Regions from separate parts of the Homo sapiens genome. Here all the other regions are linked to region 2. The links are chromatin contacts, found by Hi-C or POLR2A ChIA-PET in ENCODE. All regions are on one chromosome and are shown on one strand. The core of a region is the stretch at or near the end of the contact, and the rest is flanking DNA. Distances in the headings are between cores, read along the strand shown. Region 1 holds the start of PPM1G (protein phosphatase, Mg2+/Mn2+ dependent 1G). Region 2 holds the start of TRIM54 (tripartite motif containing 54). Region 3 holds the start of CAD (carbamoyl-phosphate synthetase 2, aspartate transcarbamylase, and dihydroorotase).

Evidence for each region. A loop is a pair of places that touch in the nucleus more often than their neighbours do. ChIA-PET counts read pairs that join two places held with the same protein, here RNA polymerase II (POLR2A). Pooled maps may share reads with other maps.
Region 1: a loop to region 2 is called in a pooled map, with 2.0 times the contacts of the local background. The contact joins the promoter of PPM1G here to the promoter of TRIM54 in region 2. A Hi-C loop is called at or near these places in 1 of 50 pooled maps. POLR2A ChIA-PET finds 5 or more read pairs at or near these places in 2 of 52 experiments (PC-9 and activated T-cell).
Region 3: a loop to region 2 is called in a map of PC-3, with 4 times the contacts of the local background. The contact joins the promoter of CAD here to the promoter of TRIM54 in region 2. A Hi-C loop is called at or near these places in 8 of 168 maps with a recorded cell type or tissue (IMR-90, MCF 10A, PC-3 and 5 more), 1 of 37 single-sample maps with no recorded cell type and 16 of 50 pooled maps. POLR2A ChIA-PET finds 5 or more read pairs at or near these places in 16 of 52 experiments (A549, AG04449, AG04450 and 12 more).

What each region holds. Positions count from the first base shown.
Region 1 is chr2:27,408,247-27,411,521 of GRCh38, reverse strand. PPM1G (protein phosphatase, Mg2+/Mn2+ dependent 1G) reads left to right here and starts at 1,931. Exons shown (of 10, transcript NM_177983.3): 1 at 1,931-2,219. The coding sequence starts at 2,100. RefSeq lists silencers at 1,761-1,950, 2,041-2,230, 2,301-2,350, 2,371-2,450.
Region 2 is chr2:27,281,097-27,284,368 of GRCh38, reverse strand. It overlaps TRIM54 (tripartite motif containing 54), which reads right to left and starts at 1,940. Exons shown (of 9, transcript NM_187841.3): 1 at 1,470-1,940. The coding sequence starts at 1,637. DNAJC5G (DnaJ heat shock protein family (Hsp40) member C5 gamma) reads right to left here. Exons shown (of 7, transcript NM_173650.3): 7 at 2,870-3,272.
Region 3 is chr2:27,215,925-27,219,066 of GRCh38, reverse strand. It overlaps CAD (carbamoyl-phosphate synthetase 2, aspartate transcarbamylase, and dihydroorotase), which reads right to left and starts at 1,698. Exons shown (of 44, transcript NM_004341.5): 1 at 1,434-1,698; 2 at 1,051-1,190. The coding sequence starts at 1,515. ATRAID (all-trans retinoic acid induced differentiation factor) reads right to left here. Exons shown (of 7, transcript NM_001170795.4): 6 at 2,447-2,544; 7 at 1,910-2,223. The coding sequence ends at 2,119. RefSeq lists a silencer at 1,597-1,826.

The DNA.
Region 1 (3,275 bases), core at 682-3,181, 130 kb before region 2:
CTCTGTCACCCAGGGTGGAGTGCAGTGGCGCCATCTTGGTTCACTGCAACCTCCGCCTCTGGGGTTCAAGCTATTCGCCTGCCTTAGCCTCCCAAGTAGCTGGGATTACAGGAGCGCACCACTACGCCTGGCTAATTTTTGTATTTTTAGTAGAGACGGGTTTCACATGTTGGCCAGGCTGGTCTCGAACTTCTGGCCTCAAGTGATCCACCACCCCCCCTTGGCCTCCCAAAGTGCTGGGATTACAAGTGTGAGCCACTGTGCCCGGCTGAAAAGAATCAATTTTGTCATAGTTTGGAGAATTTCTCCTTTTCTCTCCATCCCTTGAATGCAATTTATTACCAAATCTGTCTTATTTGTTATTGTCTAATTTGTCCTTTCATCTGGATTCCCATTGCCACCCTGCGTGGTACCACCTTACTCCCAGCTCTTCTCATCTCCTGCTTAGAGTAAGAGCTCTCTAACTAGTAGCAGTGCCCCAGGCCAGGCGCGGTGGCTCACGCCTGTAATCCCAGCACTTTGGGAGGCTGAGGCGGGTAGATCACGAGGTCAGGAGTTCGAGACCAGCCTGGCCAACATGGTGAAACCCCGTCTCTACTAAAAATACAAAAATTAGCCAGGCGTGGAATCCTAGCTACTCGGGAGGCTGAGGCAGGAGAATCGCTTGAACCTGGGAGGCGGAGGTTGCAGTGAGCCAAGATAGCGCCACTGCACTGCAGCCTGGGCAACAAGAGCGAAACTCTGTCTTAAAAAAAAAACAATAGTAGGCGGGGTGCGGTGGCTCACGCCTGTAATCCCAACACTTTGGGAGGCCGAGGCGGGCGGATCACGAGGTCAGGAGATGGAGACCATCCTGGCTAACACGGTGAAACCTCGTCTCTACTAAAAATACAAAAAATTAGCCAGGCGTGGTGGCGGGCGCCTGTAGTCCCAGCTACTCGGGAGGCTGAGGCAGGAGAATGGCGTGAACCCGGGAGGCGGAGCTTGTAGCCTGGGCGACAGAGCGAGACTCTGTCTCAAAAACAAACAAAAAACAACAACACAACAGTGCCCCAGACTCTCTCCCTCCAATGTACACTGCATACAAAGACTAGACAAACGATGCCAAAGGTTACACCAGGACGACAATGAAGTCCAAGTCACTCATCTTGGCGCTTCTTTTTATCAAGCTAGCTAGTTAATATTACCACTTACAATCATTCTCCGAGTCCAGCCAGCTTCCTCAGAAATCCTCCCCAAATGCAGTTCACATTCTTCCCTCACTCCTCCAAACCTTATAACATTATTCCCTTTTCCTGTGGCATAATGCAATCCAGAGGCATCCTCTCTGAGAGCCTACATCCTTTCAATCCTCCAAGAAACAGCTCCTCCTCCCATCCTTGAGCTTTTCCCACCCAGAATAGGCTGTACCAAACATTTCTACATTGTATTAACTCGAATTATATCACAGATCGAGGTCTTCGCTTTCAGAAAAGACTCACATTCTTCTCATATAGGCCTCGCATGGCCTGGCCAAGTACTTCCTAAGCTCGGAACAAATACTGGTCAACTTTAATTGAACCAAATCGGGCGGGGTTTGCGGAGTCTGAGAGTGCAACGTTGGGGAGAGGGGGATGAAAACACTGGAGGACGGGCTGAAAGCGTCGAGTCCGACACAAAAGAGGCGTCAGACAAAACGCCAAGAGGCTGGGGACTGGGAACGAAGGAAGAGGTTCTGCCAGAGGCGACCTGCCACCTGCGCGAGGAAGCGGAGTAGGACGGCGGCCGTTGGTGGGCGTGGTCGCGCTAGTCTCGCGGGAGCGGCCGTTGGGCGGGCCGTTGTCCCTGCGGGCGGGGCGAGTTGCTAAGGAAATGACTGCCCGCAGCGCCTGGCCCCGCCGCGCAGGCCGGGCGGGGTCTGGAGCGGCGCCGTTTCCGCTTCCGCTCCCTCACAGCTCCCGTCCCGTTACCGCCTCCTGGCCGGCCTCGCGCCTTTCACCGGCACCTTGCGTCGGTCGCGCCGCGGGGCCTGCTCCTGCCGCGCGCACCCCCGGGGCTTCGGCTCCGGCACGGGTCGCGCCCAGCTTTCCTGCACCTGAGGCCGCCGGCCAGCCGCCGCCATGGGTGCCTACCTCTCCCAGCCCAACACGGTGAAGTGCTCCGGGGACGGGGTCGGCGCCCCGCGCCTGCCGCTGCCCTACGGCTTCTCCGCCATGCAAGGCTGGCGCGTCTCCATGGAGGTGAGGAGGCAGGGGCCCATAGGCTGGCCGCTGCGGGGCGGGAATCTGACGGAGAAAGAGAGCGGGGGATGGGGTCCTCCCCTGGGAAGGGTCCCAATTGGGAGCCTGCGGCCGCAGCGGCCGTTTGCGGGGCGACAGAGACCGCGGGGTCAGGGCCGAGAGGGAGCTCCCGATGCTTGGGGACCGTGTGCCGGTGGCCAGTGGCGGCGAGGGCTCGGCCATGTGGGAAGAGGCACCTTCCGCCCACTGACCGCCCTCTCCCCGAGCTTTGGCGCCATCCTCTCGTGCCAACCTAGCCCTCCAGGCTCATCAACGGTGTGAGGTTTAGTGTGGGAGTAAAGACGCAAATAGGGGCTATTTATTCATTTGTTTTTCAAGGGAGAGGTGAATAGATGTGAATAACTTTTTAAATTTTAATATTTAAAATATCTGATGTGGGAAGCCTCTTTTGGCTAGGAGTTTGACAGTGAAAGGAACCCCGGGCAGAGTCTGTTTCACATTTTGGTTGCCTGGCCTTGGGCTCTTGCATGTTAATTTCAGAGGCTGGACCCGACCTCCAGGAGTTGTCACTCATTTGCACTCTTTTCAGGGCCTTTTACTAACTTCGGAAAACTTGAATTATGTCAGTCCCTAGGTTTTCCTTTTTATTATGCTTCGTTTTCTTTCTCTCTTAGGATTTCTCTAAAACTTAATCAGTAATTCTCATTTGCCTGTAATTGTAGTTTATAGTTTCTTTGATTGTAAGTCATTTCATCAATTTTTTTCATCACAACCTACCTACAAAGGGCTTTTCTAGAAAATTTTACTCTGGACAAAAGGGGAAAAGAAAAATATTGGGGGGAAAGTAGTAGTATTAGGTAAAACTTGATGTGAAACTACAAAAGAGAAGAGGGAAAACTGCGGTAGGGAGGAAAGGGAGGAAGACGGGTTAACCGTGGCTTTGTGAAGAGCATTCTGAAGTCTAGGCAAAAGGGCCAGGGAAATACTCTGTCTGGTATTGAGGGTTTCTCCACCTACCGGGTGGGCTTCAGGTAACAGCGAAATACTGTCTCCCTT
Region 2 (3,272 bases), core at 691-3,190:
ATTGTGGGATGGCCTGACCTAGCCAGCCCATTCCTTTCCAAAACAAGCTGCCCCAAGGAACTTAAAAAGGGAAGTATTTTCTTGGTTAGGTTAAAAATCACTTGTGTTTAACACATTTCCTCATCATTTCTGACACAGATGAAGAATACTTGTTTGGGATGTTCCATGTCACTGACACACATACTAAACCAGCCAGCTCTGGTCTATTCGGGGTTTGTTTTTGTTTTTGTTTTTTTGAGATGGAGTCTTGCTCTGTCGCCCAGGTCAGAGTGCAGTGGCATGATCTCGGCTCAAGGCAACCTCCACCTCCTGGGTTCAAGTGATTCTCCTGCCTCAGCCTCCTGAGTAGCTGGGACTACAGGCGCCTGCAACCACGCCCGGCTAATTTTTGTATTTTTGGTAGAGATGGGGTTTTACCATATTGGCCAAGCTGGTCTTGAACTCCTGACCTCGTGATCTGCTGGCCTCAGCTTCCCAAAGTGTTGGGATTACAGGCGTGAGCCACTGCACCTGGCCATATTCAGGGCTTTTACTTAACGGCAAGGCCGTGTGTGTGTGTGTGTGTGTGTGTGTGTGTGTGTGTGCGCGCGTGTGTGTGTGTGTGCCTTTGCCCCTCACTCTCCCTGATCTCTGTTCCATTTTATAGCCTACTAGAACCTCCCCAGTAGCACAGGAAAAAAAAAAAAAGCCCACTTATAATCCATTCTGGTATATGCTGCTTTTATTTCTAAACCAGTGGCTATACTAGTATCTGTGAATTTGATTAGCTCTGCTTGGCCCCATGACCACAGATAAAACAAAACTGGCTGGACTTCTGAGAAGTAAATTTCTTTGCCTTCTCCCTGCTTGTCAAGTGACCTCAGTAGCTTTTAACCAGTAGGCCTCTTTACTGAACAATCTGGAGGGTAACAGGTATGAACTCAAGTTGGGGAGAGTTCCCAGTCTCCTGCCCACTATGTCTAACTCTGTCACCCACAATGGATGCCTTCAACTTTCCTTAAATACAAATAGTTTTACTGCCATTATGGAGCTTTCTCACAGGGTCGGGTTTTGTTTGTTTGTTTTTTAACGTTTCATTATCTCATTAATCTTTTCTCCGTATTTTCCACAATGCTCTCGAAGTCTGAAACTCCAAACTGGAATGCAGAGTCTGGCACAGGCTCTTATAAAGCCCGGTGTGGGATACCCTCCCTCCCAGTTTCCACAGGGTCTACTTTCCTTGGTAGATCCCAGCACTCCAGCTGCCGTCTATGCACAGGCTGTACCTGCCAGCCTGCAGGGCAGCTGCTGACTCATGCTTGCTCTGGGATTTGCTTGGACCCCAGCCCTTCTGCTCTCCAGCCACAACAGCCACCACCCACCTCAGAGAGCACTCTATCCATCACCTTCTGGGGTCTCAGCTCTGACCTGATCAGTCCCCCACAGGTCTGCATTGCTTTACCTGGCCCTGCCCCGTCCCTGGCACCCACCTGGAAGACGTCGTTGGCACATTTGCGGCACAGGTTGTGTTGGCAGGGCAGGATCACCACTGGTTTGGAGAACATCTCCAGGCAGATGGGGCAGATGAGCTGCTTCTCCAGGTTGTCCATGCTGTGTGCATCCCCTAGCAGCGGCTTGAAACCCACTGTGAAGTTCATCCCCTCGGTGGTCGTGCCTGGCCTGGGCCCTGCTCCTGGCCTTCACTCACTGCCTGTAGACCCTTCCTCGCTTAGATGGCCTCTGGATTCCCTTCTGTGGCTCACTCTTGAAATAGCTCTGCTTTCTCTCCTGTCCCTTTAACAACTTGTCTCGTCCCAGATAGCAGTCTTCGGACAGTCTCTACTTTCTGCTCTGCACCCTCGCCAGGCTCACGTAGTTTTAGCTATCCCTCTCTCTCTGTAAAATTCTCCTTTTGTTTCCCAAATGACTCTCTCTTGTTCACTCTGTGGGTAGCACTGTTTGTCCCTTACTCCCCAGAGAGCAGATTAATTTTACTGTGGGGGTTGGGAGACAAGGGGCATCTGCATGACATTCCAATTCCCAATTTAGCTCATGTAAGGCGAGCCACAGCTGTCATGGAGTGAGTGACCCTGACTCACTCAGGAATGGGTGACTCCCTTGAGCAAGGGCAGGGGTGAGTGCCACTGCTTACAGTGAAAGGTGGGTCAGCAAAGGTGCTGCCCTCTCACTCTGAAGGCTCCTCTCAGCCCGGGACCCCTGTTCTGGCTTGGGCCCTTCTTCCAGGACAGTGACACAGAATCTAAATCTGCCTGTGTGAGAGGCACCCATACATAGCTCAGGGTGGGAGGAAAGATCTTGCCAGACTTAGAGTCAGTAGCGGTTGCCTCCTCCACAGGCTCAGCCAGTGACCCTGGTCCTCCTCCTCAAGACTGTGTGATTCAGAACAGCAGCTCCAGGGACTACATCAAGCCTCTTGTCCAACACCTCTGGCTCATTTTTGTTCTTCCCTGGCCTTTTCTTATATCACCCTAGGAAAAGAAGCTCAAGAGGCTAGAAATGACTGTTGTGCCAAGGCCTGGACCTACCTATGAGCATGCCCCCGAGGAAATGTGGGATTCTGGTCCGTGAACACATCCCTGGAGCCACTCCAAGGACTCAAATTTGTTAGGAAATTGGGAGAAGGTGAGCTGGGCAGAAAGGACCTGAATGCCAGGGACCTATTTTGGGCACCCAGGGAATCAATCTCCAGGGAAATTTTAGAGCACTGACAAAGTCATAATCACAAGGCTCCGGGAAGCCTCTGACCCAGCTCCACAGTTGTCCAGGACTCCTACTCTCCAAGCCAGGCTTGCCCCACTTGTGAGCACTGGTCTTCTTTTTCTCCTACAAGTCTTCTCCACTTGATCTTAGGCAAAAGGCCAAGAAGCAATTTCTTTAGGCCTTTTTTCTCTACCCCAGACACAATTTGTCTTTTTTGGGCATAATATATGCCTTGGGATTGGATGAAAGCTCTTTTATTTACTGACATTCTTTAGCCTTTCTCCTAGTCCAGGGAGAGAAGTTTGAGGAATTAGTAGGCTGTGACCCTGAGTGGGTGGGAAATACACGGTGTGAGGAGGATACGAAACAGCAGCACAAAGAGGCAAGAGTGGGAAAAGAGTCCAGAAAGTACAATCTTTTCCAGATCACATATTTCATGCCCCTATTTTTAAGAACAAATTATATGTCAATTGGCCTGCATAATATGTGAAAAGGATGGAGGCAAGCTGGCACTGATGTTTGAACTTCAGTTAACCTACAGGACCAAGGCTAATGCATGCTGTGCTGGTAGC
Region 3 (3,142 bases), core at 449-2,948, 65 kb after region 2:
AGTCAGTGTGTCTAGAGTTGACAAAGGTGATGACTGACAAAGGTTAACCAAATTCACAAGAATTCACTATCAACTAGAATGCAGTGTATTTGTAGGTTTGTGATGAACCTAGAAATTCTTTTCCAGGAAGAACAACATGTACGTCCTTTATCCGGAGCTCACTCTCCCCAGCGTCAGGGTGGCTGGGAAGGCAAATTAAGAATTAAAGGCTTACACCTGCAGTGAGGCCAAACAAATTTTGAGAGATACTACTCTAGGCCAGATTGACTTCCTCTATTACCTTAATTACTATATGTTGGGTTTTTTTTAATGCTTGAACTGTCAGAGGGCAACTTAGTTTCCAAATTTCAGAGGTGAAGGAATAGGGGAAACCTCACTGTAGGAAGAAACTCAGTTTTCTCACCTAGAGGTAAGAACACAACTGAAAAGCAGAGAATCAGACGAGGCCATGTCAGTAGGTCTAGAAGATAATGTCACTGGTTTTGTAGGTAAACTGGCACTCACTGTCACAGAGAAGTATGTGACCCTAGTTTCCAGTCTCTTTCCACTAATTTATGTAGTCCTAAAAAGCACTGCTCCCATCTGACTCTGCTGCTAAAAAAAAACCTTCAATGGATCCTTTACCAAACTAAGCTGACTCTGCTTTGGCTTCAGGTCCCTCCATGCCCACCGGATTTAACTTATCTGCAGGCTTTTTTCTCCTGACTTCTGCATGCCTAACAAGTTGGACAAGGCTGTTCCCTTACACCTCTTTTACTTTTCCTTGATCCATGCCTTCACTACATACAGAATGCTTTCAGCTATACCTGGAGCCTTGATGCCCTTAACAAAGGCGGTAGCTTTTTCCTGAGGCCTCCAACACTCTGTGCCTCCCAAGGCACTTAACAACCCCTAACTACAGTTACTAGTGATCTTAGTCCTTGACTTTACTACTTCAGTGGGTATGTTTTCTGCAGGATGCCCAGCAGGGTGTCAACGTCTCCTACTTCACTAATAGTTAACAATTACTGACTTGAAAAGGAATGTAGAGAAAGCACTGGGTGTGGCTACCTTGCAGAGACCGAACTCATCCATTTCATCTGGGGGGATGCCATAGTTGCCGATCAGAGGATAGGTGAGCACTAAGATCTGTGCCTTGTAGGAGGGATCAGTGAGGGCCTCGGGGTAGCCGACCATGCCGGTTTGAAACACTGCAAGAAAGAAGCAGGGCTGGGCTCCGGTAGGGCACCCTTCGGAACACTCCCCGCGCGATGAGCACGCCCCAGTGGAGGCTGCCTTGGTCGCGAGGGGTTTATGGCGCTGGGGCCCATGGGCACCGAATGGGGGAAGGGGGTACGCTGGCGGGAAAATGGCGGGGTCTGGACGGGGAAGGTTGGGAGGAGAGGCGCATCACAGAGTGGGATAAGGTCTGCAGCCTAACCGGGCTTGCTTACCCACTTCCCCGGCAGTCGACACGGCGGCCCCAAAGGGCTGGCCCCGCAGGACCGACCCGTCCTCCAACACTAGGGCCGCCATGGGAAGGGAGCTCAGAGGCGGGGGCGAGTACGGAGAAGCGGGAAGGACTGCAAACTCCACTGGAACCACGTGAGGACGGCGCGCCGGAGTCGGTCCACGTGGCTAACGGCGCGGGGCGCTGGAGAGAAGCCGGGCGCGGCAGCGTAGGAGCCTCGGGCGCGCTTGGCGGCAGCAGCAGAGACTGCGGCGGCGCGGACACAGGCGGCGTGAGGGGCGGGGCCGGGCACGTAAGGGGCGGGGTCCGCGGAGCCACGGGGAGTGGGCCCCCGTGGTCTCCGCACTGCAAAACCGGGGGAAACCTGAAAAAACCGGCTGCCCTAAAGCAGTCCCTCCCACCCCAAGCAAGAAACACGTAAAGGCAGGGCGCCTTTCCTTAAAAAGAAAGAGAGGAAAAAAAAAGAAAAAAGTGTTTATTATAGGCAACAACACCAATGGGAACTGGTATTTGTCTACACCAAGGGAGTGCAATTTTTCATCTTCCAATGGCGGCCTCAACCTTGAGGCGAATCCACTGGCGAAAGATGCCTTTCTAGGAAGCAGAGCTCCCTGACTGGGCTAAGATAGTTCAGATTGATCTTAGGTCAATGGTAAGACCTATGTAGTTCATGAAGTCTTGGCTTTTCGGCGCTGGGTCGCCCAAAGCAGAATGGAGACGGATAGAGTGGTGGCTCCCAGAATCCCGAAGAACATAAGCAGTGAGAACGAGCCCTGTGAACAACAGACCAAAAAACACCCCCATACAACGTTACACGGAGGGCCACATCCTAACACCTAGTTCTTTCCTAATATACCTATCACTTTGTCTAGGGCAATTCTATAGTTTTCCACCTATAGGAAATTTGTATCAGCTCCTGGTCTTGTGGCTCTCCTTTCTGAGAAGACTTGCTCTATGCATTCCTTGTATCCCTAGTTAGACGGCCTAATTCCTCACCTGGCGCATACACTTGTATCCATGGAAACCATCAGCACAAACACACTGCAAAAGACCTGGACCATCAGGTACACAAGATCCATTCTCAGGACACATTTCTGGAGGCCAGAGAGAAATAGAGAACATCACTTTATCCATTTCATTAGGCATATTTCTCAATTATCTGTTTCAACTTAGATTCTCTCAATCATTGCTAGGATAAAGGAAGAAGAAAGAAAATTACAGATAAAAACAGTAACAATAATGTCAGGCCTCTGAGCCCAAGCTAAGCTATCATATCCCCTGTGACCTGCACGTATACATCCAGATGGTCTGAAGCAACTGAAGATCCACAAAAGAAATGAAAATAGCCTTAACTGATGACATTCCACCATTGTGATTTGTTTCTGCCCCACCCTAACTGATCAATATACTTTGTAATCTCCCTTACCCTTAAGAAGTTTCCTTGTAATCTCTCCCACGCTTAAGAAGGTTCTTTGTAATTCTCCCCACCCTTGAGAATGTACTTTGTAAGATCCATCCCCTGCCCGCAAAACAGCACTCCTAACTCCACTGCCTACCCCAAAACCTGTAAGAACTAATGATAATCCCACCACCCTTTGCTGACTCTCTTTTTGGACTCAGCCCACCTGCACCCAGGTGAAATAAACAGCCTTGTTGCTCACACAAAGCCTGTTTGGTGGTCTCTTTACACGG